2 separate regions of the Homo sapiens genome follow, and region 2 is linked to region 1. A link is a contact called in ENCODE Hi-C or POLR2A ChIA-PET data. All regions are on one chromosome and are shown on one strand. The core of a region is the stretch at or near the end of the contact, and the rest is flanking DNA. Distances in the headings are between cores, read along the strand shown. Region 1 has its middle 130 kb from the start of UBE2E2-DT. Region 2 has its middle 91 kb from the start of UBE2E2-DT.

The links. A loop is a pair of places that touch in the nucleus more often than their neighbours do. ChIA-PET counts read pairs that join two places held with the same protein, here RNA polymerase II (POLR2A). Pooled maps may share reads with other maps.
Region 2: a pooled map shows a loop between it and region 1 (2.0-fold over the local background). The contact joins two enhancer-like sites. A Hi-C loop is called at or near these places in 2 of 168 maps with a recorded cell type or tissue (PC-3 and ovary) and 1 of 50 pooled maps. POLR2A ChIA-PET finds 5 or more read pairs at or near these places in 3 of 52 experiments (A549, Panc1 and endothelial cell of umbilical vein).

Annotation. Positions count from the first base shown.
Region 1 is chr3:23,068,495-23,075,262 of GRCh38, forward strand. No RefSeq gene overlaps it. Among named protein-coding and RNA genes, the nearest start is that of UBE2E2-DT, 130 kb to the right of the region's middle. RefSeq lists enhancers at 1-274, 2,787-2,836, 2,847-2,916 and a silencer at 1,332-1,471. Within about 2 kb of position 3,422, at least 2 of the 41 ENCODE cell types and tissues checked have a DNase peak (open chromatin) inside an H3K27ac peak, as active enhancers do.
Region 2 is chr3:23,108,224-23,114,991 of GRCh38, forward strand. No RefSeq gene overlaps it. Among named protein-coding and RNA genes, the nearest start is that of UBE2E2-DT, 91 kb to the right of the region's middle. Within about 2 kb of position 4,433, at least 2 of the 41 ENCODE cell types and tissues checked have a DNase peak (open chromatin) inside an H3K27ac peak, as active enhancers do.

The DNA.
Region 1 (6,768 bases), core at 2,172-4,671:
CTTGAAGAAACTCAAGATTTGCCTTCATTTTTATGCTTGAGCGGGCCCAGCAGGCCCCTCAGAGGAGTCCCTGCTGTGTCTCAGTAACACATACGCAAACAACTTAGGGTTGGCTAAATTTCTAAACTCCGAGGACCTAAATTTGATCAGTTTGAAAGATGACCTTTGTATAGGTTATAATCTAACTTTTTAATAAAACCTTTCTCATAATTTTGCAAGAGAATAAAACCTCATGTTTGCTAAACAGCCTTTGGCAACTTGCCGAAATCTACCGAAATGTAAGGTGTGTATGACCTTTGGCTCAACAGTTCTGCTTCTCCAATTCTATTCAGCAGTAATACTGGCTGATATACAGAAAGATATGTGTTCATTGCAGGGCGATTTGCAATAGAAAAAAAATGGGAGACAACCTATGTAAATTGCTAAGAGCAAGGCAGTGGCTATGTATATCTGGGTTATGAAACACTGTATGAATTTTTATTTTAAAATAATTTCAGATTTACAGAAAAGTTACAAAAATAGTACAAAGAATTCCCATATATCCTTTACACAGATTGTCAAAATTAACATTTTATCACAATTGCTTTATTCGTTTCTCGTTCTCTACATATATATGAATATACATATATAAATATGTGTGTATATGTATATACATATATGTGTATATATATGCATATGTATAATGTAGATATGTGTATATATGTGTGTATATATATATAATATGTATATATACACACACATACACACGTATGCATTAGTCATTTTCAGCAAAATTCATAAACTTTTTTTCTCCTAGTCCAGGACCAGGCATTGCATTTACTCGTCCTGTCTCCTGAGTCTCCCTTAATCTGTAATAGCTCCTTGGTTTTCCTTTTGTATAGAGCACCCTTGACACTAACTGCATCTTACAAAAAGACTCCATTTTATATTTCACAGGGCACCTTGCCAACAAGAATATGATGTTTAGCTTAATAAACAAATAAAAAAACATAAAGACTGCATCCAACCAGGTAAGAGTACAAACAAACACACTCTTACACATTCAGCAGCTCGAAAAGGCCATCTTAACTGACATTGTCTCGCAGCCACTCATGATAAGAACTCGGCGGCCGGGCGCGGTGGCTCACGCCTGTAATCCCAGCACTTTGGGAGGCCGAGGCGGGCGGATCACGAGGTCAGGAGATCGAGACCATCCCGGCTAACACGGTGAAACCCCGTCTCTACTAAAAATACAAAAAATTAGCCGGGCGTGGTAGCGGGCGCCTGTGGTCCCAGCTACTCGGGAGGCTGAGGCAGGAGAATGGCGTGAACCCGGGAGGCGGAGCTTGCAGTGAGCCGAGATCGCGCCACTGCACTCCAGCCTGGGCGACAGAGCGAGACTCCGTCTCAAAAAAAAAAAAAAAGAACTCGGCATCTGCCACAGAAGGCTGTACCACATCAAAGACTCTTCCTTGTGAGACCAACAGACTGCCCTGCCCAGCCCAGCCCAGCCCAGGACTCCTTTTATCTTCTTCACTCATCCTGGACGGTGGTTTACCACCTCTTTCTCCTATCTCTTTTTTCCTGTTGATGTTAAATGTTCTTTGTTTGTTGTGGAATGTTTAATCCATAACATTTATATATTAAGTATACTATTATGTATGGTTTGCAATATTGACTGACTTGTGGAGTGGCTTGAGCCTGTGTGCATGTGGCTCTGACTACTGGGTGAACAGGAAGTGCTAAGGAGAATTGCCTCCTTGGGAATTCTGTGTGGTTTGTGACTCTTTTTTTCTTTTTTTTTTCTTTTTTTTTTTTGAGATGAGTCTCACTCTGTCCCCCAGGCTGGAGTGCAGTGTTGCTATCTCGGCTCACAGCAAGCTGCGCCTCCTGGGTTCACACCATTCTCCTGCCTCAGCCTCCCAAGTAGCTGGGACTACAGGTGCCTGCCACCATGCCCAGCTAATTTTTTGTATTTTTAGTAGAGATGGGGTTTCACCGTGTTAGCCAGGATGGTCTCGATCTCCTGACCTTGTGATCTGCCCGTCTCGGCCTCCCAAGGTGCTGGGATTACAGGCGTGAGCCACCGCCCCCAGCCGGTTTGTGACTCTTGTGATTGAAATAGCATTAATAAAAGCCTGACCTTATGGAAAGACACAAACATGCATAAACCCAGTTATCTCTAACTTTGCAGCGGTCATGACACCATTGTCTTTCATGACTGACTTTTTTTTTTTTTAACCCAGGATCTTACTCTATCCCCCAGGCTGGAGTGCAGTGGTATGATCATATCTCACTGCAGCCTCGAACTCCTTGGCTCAAGTGATCCTCCCACCACAGCCTCCCAAGAAACCAGGACTACAGGCCTGCGCCACCACACCCAGAGACCTTGACATTTTTAAGCAGTACAGGCAACTGGGCACAATGGCTCATGCCTATGATTCCAGCATTTTGGGAAGCCTAGGAGGGAGGATTGCTTGAGCCCAGGAGTTCAAGACCAGCCTGGGCAACATGGTGAGACCCTGTCTCTGCAATAAAAGCATTTAAAAAGTTGCCGGGTGTGGTAGCACACATCTGTGGTCTCAGCAACTCAAGAGGCTGAGGCAGAAGGATAGCTTGAGCCTGGGAGGTTGAGGCTGCAGTGAGCCACAATCACTCCACTGCACTCCAGCCTGGCTGACAGAAAGAGACCCTATCTCTTAAATAAATAGTTCACTCCAATTATTTCTGTAGAATGCCTCCTAATTTGGATGTGTCTGAGGTTTCCTCATATTAGATTACACAGCCATTTCTCATGTAAGTAAATATATATGTAATGACATTCAAGACCTCGAGATATTTTGGTAATAGAAAGGGGGATCATATTTGTCATGGTCGCAGCAGGAAACAGATGGCCCACTCAAAGGATTTAACTGAAACTGTTCTAATGAAGAGACTCTTCACAGGTGTGGACAGAGTCAAAGAAGCAGCAAGAGATTGAGGAAACCCACACAGGATGGTAATACAACAGGGATCAGCACCAGCAGGAAGTTTTACCAGCCTTAAACTGAGAGAATAGTTACAGCTGGAGCTAAGGAAGAGGGGCCACCAGGCAGCAGCTGAAGCCACAGAGGAACATGAGTTGGGACAGGGTCAGGGTTATAAATACCCCAATTTCCTTATTACTCTCCAACCTTACACCAGTGCCTCCCATGAGTCAAAACAAACCAGAAGCAAGAGGAGAAGGAAGCCAAGATAATATAATCCACAGAAGTCAGCTCTCCAGGGCACATTACAGGACAGAAAGGATGGAGAACAGAACCTGAGCAGAGGGACAAATAGAGAACAACCAGCATGACAGCACATTCTAGTGACTGAGGATATGAAACAAGATGTCAACTTGGATTCATCTCATGGTACAGAATTTCCGCTAATGGGCAGGGCTGAAGACAGAGTCACTAAACACTCCATGTTTTTATGTGCACAAAGCAGCCAACACTGAGGCCACCCACCTCCCACAGCCCTTACAAGAGGAAACAAAAATGCAGAAGCAGTCCTACCACCCACCACCACATGACCCTCTTTTAGTCTATGTAAAAAGAGAACTAAGAGGGGAGGAGATCACCAGCCTTAGAATAGCAATTCACAGCAAGAGTCTATTCCCTCTGGTTCCCATGGAGGATTGGGAAAGGATTGCTTCCCTTTCCCCAAAACAAGGTAGGCAATCTCCACTGATGCTCCAAGAGAATCACTTGTAAAGATTTGGGGTGACCGCAAGAATAAAAGACTGGCATTGTATCCCTATATGATGTCTGCTTATCCAGATGACCTGATGATCTGCTCCATGCTACCTACATAGCAAAGAGCAGAGAGAGACGACAAGCAGGAATAGGGGAGGTGCCAGGTGGAAAGAAAGTCAGAATTGCCTCGAGTTCTTGATTTCTGAGAGACATGGAAGATGGGATCCCGCATGTCTGCCAGCTCTGGAGGTGGGTAGTTTCAGCAAGCGGTTGAGACTGAAAGAACCCTTCTTAGAACTACCATAGCTGGGTGTGGCAGAGGAAAAAGATGTGCCCCATCAAAGAATGAGACTGGATATCATCCTTGGCTGGAAGAGATGTCTAAATATGACAAAGGGATACCTATGCCCACCACCGCTGATGGAAACAAGCCTCTCTTAGATGGGGCATATTGATACTTTCACCATCCTCATTGAGCTCACAAAGGCTGGAATAGCAGATACAGTCACCAAGAAAAAGCTGTAAGCAAGCTCCCTTCCCCCACTCCCACATGGACCCAAGTAGCTAGAGCCACACATAGCTCTGCCCTCACTGAGGCTGGGGGGAGACCCTCTCCAAATTGCACTTACGACTGAAGTTTCAAAATAAATACAATGTGAAATACCAAAAATAATACCACTTTAATAGTAACTGAAAGTAACAGGAAAGCTATAGAAAAGGGCTAAGTTTCATTAAGGAACCTACTCACCACCCAACAAAAAAGGGAAACTTAAAATATCACATATGGGAGAAAGTCATTTTTAAGAAATGAAATCATTTCATATTTATGTTCCAATGAATTGTTCTCAATAATTTTCTTCATATTTTAAAAGTTAAATATATGCAAGTAAAAAGAATTGGAAGGCCACATATCAACTGTTAACAGTAATTTCATATACAAAGGGAAGAGATTATGGAAAGTAGCAAGGATTGAAGGTAAAGTTTTCCATCTTATTCTGTCTTCTTTGGCATTTGAAACTTATAAGCATGAATTGTGCATTGCTTATGGAATTATTCTAAGGATAAAACAAAGGGTTTTCTTGTACTTTATCAAGCATTGTGAGCTTCTCAATTATTAGTAATTTATTGTAAGAGTTGGAGGGAATGACACGTGCAAAGCCTTTATCATAAATCCTGGCACAAAAGATTCTCACCTAGTTCCCTTTCCCTGGTCCTCCCATTAATACCATCGTCATTAGTATCCTACACTAACTGTGATGGCCCAAATGTCATTTTATGCTTAAAAAATGAAAACTGTAAGAAATACTGTAAATGCAATTATGCCCTTAATTTTCATTCCCTTTTTAAGAATCCATATTAAAAATTTTCTTCAGAGATGAACTTAGCATTTTTTCAGTGTTTTTAGTATGCTTATACTTACTGAATTTTTCTTATATTCCTTTTGCAGCCTCAAGGTTTTCCTTTCTCCACTTGATTCTGATGTGTCTTTATCGGGATCAACCTCTCCTCTGGGAGGCACCTCTAACGTGCCCCCCAGAAAGGCACAAGTGAAAAACCTCTAGGCAAAAAAAATGTCAATGGCAAAATGTACCAGAAAACCTCAGCAAGTTCTCCCTATGTTCCCATCTCTCATGACCTCATCAGCTTTCACCTGTTCCCTTTCTGGCCCCACATCCAGGTTACACATCTCATACTTTCCCTGATGAGTTGCCAGGGCCACTAAGACAAATCCCAGCATTCCACTCTTTGCACATTATGCAAACATTTACAGAGGGCTTACTAAGCATCAAGGCTATGTTAGGAGTTGGAAGTTTATTCATAACCATGAATACAATATGTTGCCGCACACTCAAACCCCAACCTTCCCATTGCTTATGCAGTTGCAGGTTAGCCAAATCCTGTATTCCAAGCTTAGCATGAATATCATCCCTGGAATTCTAATTTTGTTATTGTTGTTGTTATTGAGGCAGTGTCTTGCTTCGTTGCCCAGGCTGGAGTGCAATGGCACCATCTCAGCTCACTGCAACCTCTGCCTCCCAGGTTCAAACGATTCTCATGACTCAGCCTCCCGAGTAGCTGGAATTACTGGTGCGTGCTACCATGCCTGGCTAATTTTTGTATTTTTAGTAGAGATAGGGTTTTGCTGTGTTGGCCAGGCTGGTCTCAAACTCCTGGCCTCAAGTAATCCACTTGCCTTGGCCTCCCAAAGTGCAGGGGTTACAGGCGTGAGCCACCGCGCCTGGCCCAATTCTTTCTAATTTTCAAAATTGGCTGCTCTGATGATGTTTGCTGTTGAGATTATACTTTATGTTGGTTGGCCAAAAAATTCTAAACTACAGTTTATTTCCTTTATTTTCTGCCTAGGATAACCTACCTCTCTGGGCCATAAAACTTTAACAAAGTCATCTTAATTTTATGAGCAGTGAAAGTTGTTAATCCTGACTTTTGAAAGATGTTTAACACAAAACCAAATTGGACATGAGTGTGGTAGTGGGCCTTGATCCAGTGGGAGACTGACACAACCTTGGGATGCTGTCCCAATTGCCACCAAATGCTGAATGAGTTTATGTCAACTTTACAAGAATTTATCTGGCATAAAGTTTCTTCTGGGATATAAACGGGACAAAAGGTTTACTTCCTATTAAGTATACCACATGTAATTCTATCTCCCTGTAAGGCTACAAAACAGTTTAGGGACTTTAGCTTGAGATAAATGATTTACTGTGATTGTCCCAGCACTCTGCTTATTTATGCTTTTCAGCAAAGTTAATATTATTGTAACAATTCAGATATGAGCACATCTTTAATTAATTCTTCTCTTATCGAAATGAATTTTGATAGAATTGTTTCTCTACATTTGGTTTCTTTTATTTGAGAAGAAAAGAAACACAGTTTCAAAGAAAACAGAATTTAAGGGCTACAAAAGAAGGGAAATGAATACACCTGTGGCATGTGAAACTCACCCCTGAATATAACTATTGGGATCAACTCAAATACTGTGTCTGTTGAAAGAATATCGTTAGAAGTATGCTTGGGAATGAAGAGTCCAGCTTTATTATTTCACAATTTT
Region 2 (6,768 bases), core at 3,183-5,682, 41 kb after region 1:
AGCCCAAATATAAAAAGTGCAACTATCCTAACCCACCATGCTATGAGGAAGCCCAAGCCACAGAAGGAGGCCACATGCCAGGCACTCCAGTGGACAGTTCCAGTGGAGCCTGGTTTTCAGGTCATCCCAGCCTAAAAACCAGACACATGATTGAAGAAGCCTCTAGATGATTCTAGCGCTCAGCTATTAACATCACCCCCCACACCCCTATTGTTTGAGTCTTCCTAGCAGAGGTCTCAATCCCATAAAGCAGAGACAAGCAATCCTTTCTCTGCCCTGTATAAACCCCTGACCCATAATATCCATGAATATAATAAAGTGGCTGTTGTTTTACGCCACTAAATTTTGGGAGTGCTTATGCAGCAGTAGATAACTAGAGCATATGTTATCTGTAAAAGTCAGCCTAAGCCACAGTGTTAGCCCAGACAAACACAAAGAAGTGTGTGCAACCACATGTTTCCTGCTTTGTTTATTCTTATTAGGGTATAACAACCTACTGGGGTAAATACCTCCCTAGCAAGAGCAATCTGGAAGATAGGAGTATTAAAACATCAGGCAGAGATACAATCGAATTATTATCAAGCAATTGCGACCTAAAAAGAGTAGGCACTGATTGAATCTCAGCACTTATTACTTCACCTTGCAATTGCAACATAACAAAAACACCAGTCACAGATGCAATCACAAAGACAAGTGGAATCAATACTGACTCTAAAATACATTACAGGCCATTTTTAAATAAATATGTAAAATCTGCTGTAAATTGATTCTAGCTCAGTGTAACAAACTGCTGTAACAAGTTTTACATACAAAGCCTAGAGAAAAGAACAGGGAGGAGCAACCTGAAGCATGCACAGCTTAGAGTGAAGATGTTCTTCCACTTAAACTTCTTGCTCCATGACATGTGGTTGTTCTTTACACTCAACAACAAATTTCACCTTATGGATCTCAAAAGCTCTGCTCCGGGAGAGGACCAACATGTTCAAACAATAACAGCTAGAGAGTTAAAAATAAAGACAAGTGCTCTTTAATCTCAATTCAGTTTCCTAAGAAATCTGTACAGAGGGAGCAATAAACAGTGTTAAGGTTTTTTTTGTTTGTTTGGGCTTGTTTTCAGAGCCAGGTATCATGTTAGTTTATGTGCACTTAACATAGGCTTAATGATATATCTGTGCAGTGTACTTCTCTAGGCACTATGGAGATCAAAAATATGAAAAGCATAGCCCTGGCCAGACATGGTGGCTCACGCCTTGTAATCCCAGCATTTTGGGAGGCCAAAGTGGGTGGATTGCTTGAGCCCAGGAGTTCAAGACCAGCCTGGGCAACATGACAAAACCACATCTCTACAGAAAATACAAAAAACTAGCTGGGTGTGGTGGTGCACGCTTGTAGTCCCAGTTACATGGGAGACTGAGGTGGGAGAATCACCTGAGCCCAGGAAGTCGAGGCTGTAGTGAGCTGTGATTGTACCACTGCACTCCAGCCTGGGTGACAGAATGAGACCCTGTCTCAAAACAATTAAAAAGACAAGAAAAGAAAAGCCTATTCCTTGCCCTCAAAGAGTTACTGTATTAGTGAGGGAGAGATAGGTAGGTCTAAAAGTATTGATTGTACAAAGTAGAAGGTGTTAAGAGCCGAAAGCAAGACCTATTTACTAAACAGAAATGTATATCAAAAAGCTTGGATTTAGGCTGGGCACAGTGGCTCACACCTGTAATACCAGCACTTTGGGAGGCTGAAGTGGGAGGCTCCCTTGAGACCAAGAGTTTGAGACCAGTCTGAACAACACAGCAAGATCCCCATAGCTATTTAAAAAAAAAAAAAAAAAAAACACTTGAATTTGACTTGGACGTTAAGTAATCTAAGTAATACCCTGATATTTTAAATCCATTACTATAAATTCATACATATATACCCCCACTTTCATGCTTCCCTTCTAAAATGGCAGCCTCCTTAGACAAAATAACTTTTGACTACATGTTTTCTTTAAAAAATCCTTCACTATGTCTTTCAAGTACGCTGCCACATAGCAGTCCTCAATATATATTTGTGGAATTAATGAATACAATGTATTTGATGTAAGGTCTGCCACTAGAGAGTAGCAGCTCAAGAGAATTTGGTTCTTAGTGTCCCAGGCTCTTTTTGCTTACATCTGTGGTGTCTGTTGCTTTTGCTCTCATCCCACTTTTAAAAGCTGCTGATATGGTTTTAATGAAACTTGAAGTATTACCTCAAAAATTTTGCATTTTGAGCTTTATCATGAATTTTGTGATAAAAAGGTTTAGTCTTGGCCAGGCGTGGTGGCTCACACCTGTAATCCCAGCACTTTGGGAGGCCGAGGTGGGCGGATCATGAGGTCAGGAGATCGAGACCATCCTGCCCAACATGATGAAATCGCATCTCTACTAAAAATACAAAAATTAGCTGTGTGTGGTGGCACGTGCCTGTAATCTCAGCTACTCAGGAGGCTGAGGCACGAGAATCGCTTGAACCCAGGAGGCAGAGGTTGCAGTGAGCCGAGATCGCGCCACTGCACCCCAGCCTGCCAACAGAGCAAGACTCCATCTCAAAAAAAAAAAAAAAAGAAGAAAGAAAAGAAAGAAAAAAAAAAAGGTTTGCTCCTCTGGGCAAGAAAATGGCCCTTCTCCATGAACTTGAAATCATATAATGGATAGATAATGATATATTTCACCTACAAATGACAGGAGTCCTGGCCTCATTATTCTACCTTCAGCTAGAAAGTAGATTCCCACAGGCATAGGGTGCACGGTCTACCAGCTTTGCAAGGGTCTTTTAAATGTTTGAGATCTGATGAAAGATTTATTGACTCCAAAATATGAAAAGAAACCTGTAAAATCAAAGTAAAAAATGATTAATTAAATGCCTTTGAAGCATAAAGTTAGATTACCTACATGACTGCACATCAGCTTCTACAGTTATGCAAAAATTATATGTAATGTGGGCTATGGCTATCTTTTAATATATTTGAAAGGATATGAACTGTCAGGATACAATGGGAACTGTTCTTTGTCTCCCCAGCTGCCACTCTTTCCACCTTATTTCTCCAGCCCTAGTTTTTCTCTAACACGTCCCTCATTTTGTTCAGATGCTCACCCTTTCGCCCAAGCAGCCATGTGCCGAATTCTATAAATGAACCTTATTGGTGCAACGGTGATAGCACTTTCTCTACCATTAGTTGGTTCTGAAATTGGCATACAACTCAACTCTCACCAACAAGATATGAAAAGAATTCTGCTGGGGGAAGGCGTGTTCTGGAGAAAGTTTGTTTTGTCGTAAAAGAGAGGCAGTCCCTTATGACTGAAGTCTTTTCTGGCTGAACATGATGACTGGAACTACTCCAGACATATTGCTGAAGGCTAAGGAATACTGAGGATGGCAGACTGAAGAGATGGAAAGAACTTGGGTCTTTGATGACATGGTCAAGCTGTTGAATCAACCTACCCTGAAGCCCACCCTACCTCGGAACTTCATGAGATTAAAATGTCCTTTCTGTTTAATCCAGTTTCAGTTAGTGTGTCCTCACCGCTTTACAGGTCCCCTGCTGTCTTAAACAAGGAGCAAACATTCCCCTTCCTGCTTCTCTGTTATCATCTATTTCAGTCATCTTCAGCTCAGAGAAAAAGTTCTTTACTATCACTGGCTGTAAGTCACCCAGGGCAAGAATCACATTATACTGGTTCAGTGTCAGTGAGTGGTACTCATATGATTAGTGGATATCCTTTTTCATATTGCTGCAATATCTTCACTCATGACAATGGCTAGATTCAGCTATGTGGCCGGGCTCAGTCGTTGACATCACTGGACATAATCTGAGGACTATTGGGAAGTCCCATGGATAAAAATACCTCTACTAGATTTTCACCACTAAAGCCAAGTTAGTATAACACGCTAACCAAGACTTTAATTGCTCCTATCTAAATAATCATTTATGAGCCCACCTGGAATTTTGATCTATGGAACTGTGTGATATAATAAATGAGTGTTCTTATAAGCCACTAAGTTTGAAATAATTTGCTACATAGCATTAGAAAAGAAATAAAATATAGTATACATCATGTAAACATTTTAAAAATACACAAAACTGATATCATATATGTTAGGGAATCAGCAAACTGCACCCCCCGGGTATATCAAGCCCATGTCTTGTTTTTTACAGCTCATAAACTAAGATCAGTTTTCACATTTTTAAAGGTTTGTAAAAATTGAAAAAGAAGAATATAGGACAGAGACTGTATGTCATTCACAAAAACTAAAATATGTATTATTGTGCCTTTTACAGAAAAAGTTTGTTGACTCTGCTACATACTGTCTGCTATAGTTTCAGGATGCTGGCTGTGCTGGATGTCTTACACTTGTCCCCTCTGGGTCCATTTCCCAACTTCCTCCTTGCCCAGGCCTGTATGGACTATGTCAGCTGCCTTCTGGCTCCTGGTTGGGTGTGGCCAGTAGGGGCAGGGCCAGGAGACTAAAGGACAGAGGAGAATGAGACTGGGGTGTTGATTTGCCAGCTCCCTCCCTGCAGTGCAGCCTGAGGCAGGTTGTGTCCCTCAACCAAAGGACACAGATCCTGTGAAGACTGCCCACTCTGTGCCATTGTCTCCTCTGGAATCCAGTAACTCTTCTCTCCCTTCTCCCGTTTAGGCCTAGGGGTATTAGCACTCGGATACCCACTGCGATTTCCCTACATTCTGCCCACACCTGTGTAAATGGCATTTTTAATGAATACTCCTCCAAATTATTCACCTCAAGTGTGACATCTGCTCCCCACCAGGATCCTGACTGAAACACCCACAAAATTAATTATAGTGGTTACTTTGGGTGAGAGAGGAAAAAGAACAAGGGATGAGAAACAGAAAGCTTCAACTTGATCTTTAATGCTGGCTCTCTTTCATTTATGGAAGGACTAGAAACAAATATGACAAACTCTTAATAATGGCTGATTCTGGATGGCAAAAACAAAGATCTATCTGGTTTGTTCAGGCATATATATATATATATATATATATATATATATATATATTTACTCTCTCAAAATTAAAAGACTTTCTCAGCCACATTGATTACTGTTTAAGACTACCAGAATCATCTATCTATTAATAAATTAATAAATTCAAATCATAGAGTCTGCCTGACCAGCCCCAGTCTTGCCTGGTTGGCAGGTGAATCTCCTAACTAGTTGCTTTCTTATCACAACTTGTAACAGTCAAATTCCCACTGGCCTTTATGCTCATCACCACCCGAGGCATGAAGCCGCAAAAGCAACACAGCCCAACTGACTCGGTAGCCTGGCGGTCAGCACTTCTCCCAGATGCACTGTTCCATGGCTCCCCTTCTCCCCCGGACCTCCTTTAGTGGGCTCTCTGTGTTGTTTTCGGAATGAAGTAATAAACCGTCACTGCCAGTACTTATAAAATGTTCTGGCTTTATGGGACAGCATCTCCTGCTGCTTTGGGCACAAGTCCAGTTTAAGCAAAGAATCTGGAAGGAGAGCAAAAAGAGTTTTCTAACCATTGCACTAAGGATGGTAGAAAAGAAAAATTAGATTCATGGCAAAAAAAGAAAAAAAGCTCATCTTCAGGACAAATACCAAAAAATGGGACTACTAGCCTGGATCTGACTAAATGAAGTTATAAACATGAAATCCTTGGATTAATCATGAAAGTTTTACATGGGTTAGAAGACACTCCTCCAACACAAACAGCCACAAAAGGCTATGTCATCACTACACCCAAGATGATGAAATACCTGTTCATCACTTCATAGTCATCCTTTCCTTTATATAATCTACTCTGCTCATCTGAATTCTGACTTTTAGGGAAGTGCCTTTTGTGAGTTATGTATGCTCAGTGGTTTTACGTGTACTTCATTTTTTACCAGCTGTGACAAGATTCTTAATCTTCATACAAGAAAAGCCAAGCCCGTGCAAGAACAACCTGTCAGGGATACTTACAGCCTTGTAGTTAACTCTCTCCTGAGTGTGATTTAATCAGCAAGGTACTGCTGACAATGTGTAATAGAACATTGTAAAAGCTACAGGTTAATACCTCCGAGGGTGCCAAAGGAGATGCCATAAAGGATATGGCAGTGAAATGAAAAAATGATTATTATTTAGCATTTATTAATCCTAGGTGGTATGCTAAACTCTAAAGAACATAGCATAGACAGAAGCAGATTGCCTCTGAAGTTCTGTGCTTTCCTCAACAAAAATGGAAGAGACTCTTACAACATTATCTCTAAATGATAATATGAAGTAGAAACAGCTTGAATCCATGGACAATGGCAGAAAAATACCAAAATAAAAGCCAAAAGGATTTTTGATGTGTATGTCCTCCAACCACAATCTGCTTTCATACACAGCACAATCTTGTGTATCTACCAGGAGTCGACAAACTACAGCCTATGGGTTCACCACCTGTTTTTGTAAAGTTTCGTTGGAACACAGCCACATCCATTTGTCTACAAATTGTCTGTGGCTGCTTTTGTTCTACAACAAGAGTTGAGTACTTATGACAGAGACCATATGGCCAGCAAAGCCAAAAATATTACTACTTGGCCCTTTGCAGAAAAGGCTTACTGACCCCTGGTGTTGTTTGAATGGGAGAAAACATGATCTAGACTTATGATTGTCTTGATAGAGTTACTTATCAATGTATTAATTTACAAGTATTCATTCAAAATTAAAATTCAATCTAGCTTCATGAGGCATATATAAAACGCCTATGTTTTTGCATAGTAGAGGAATGCACA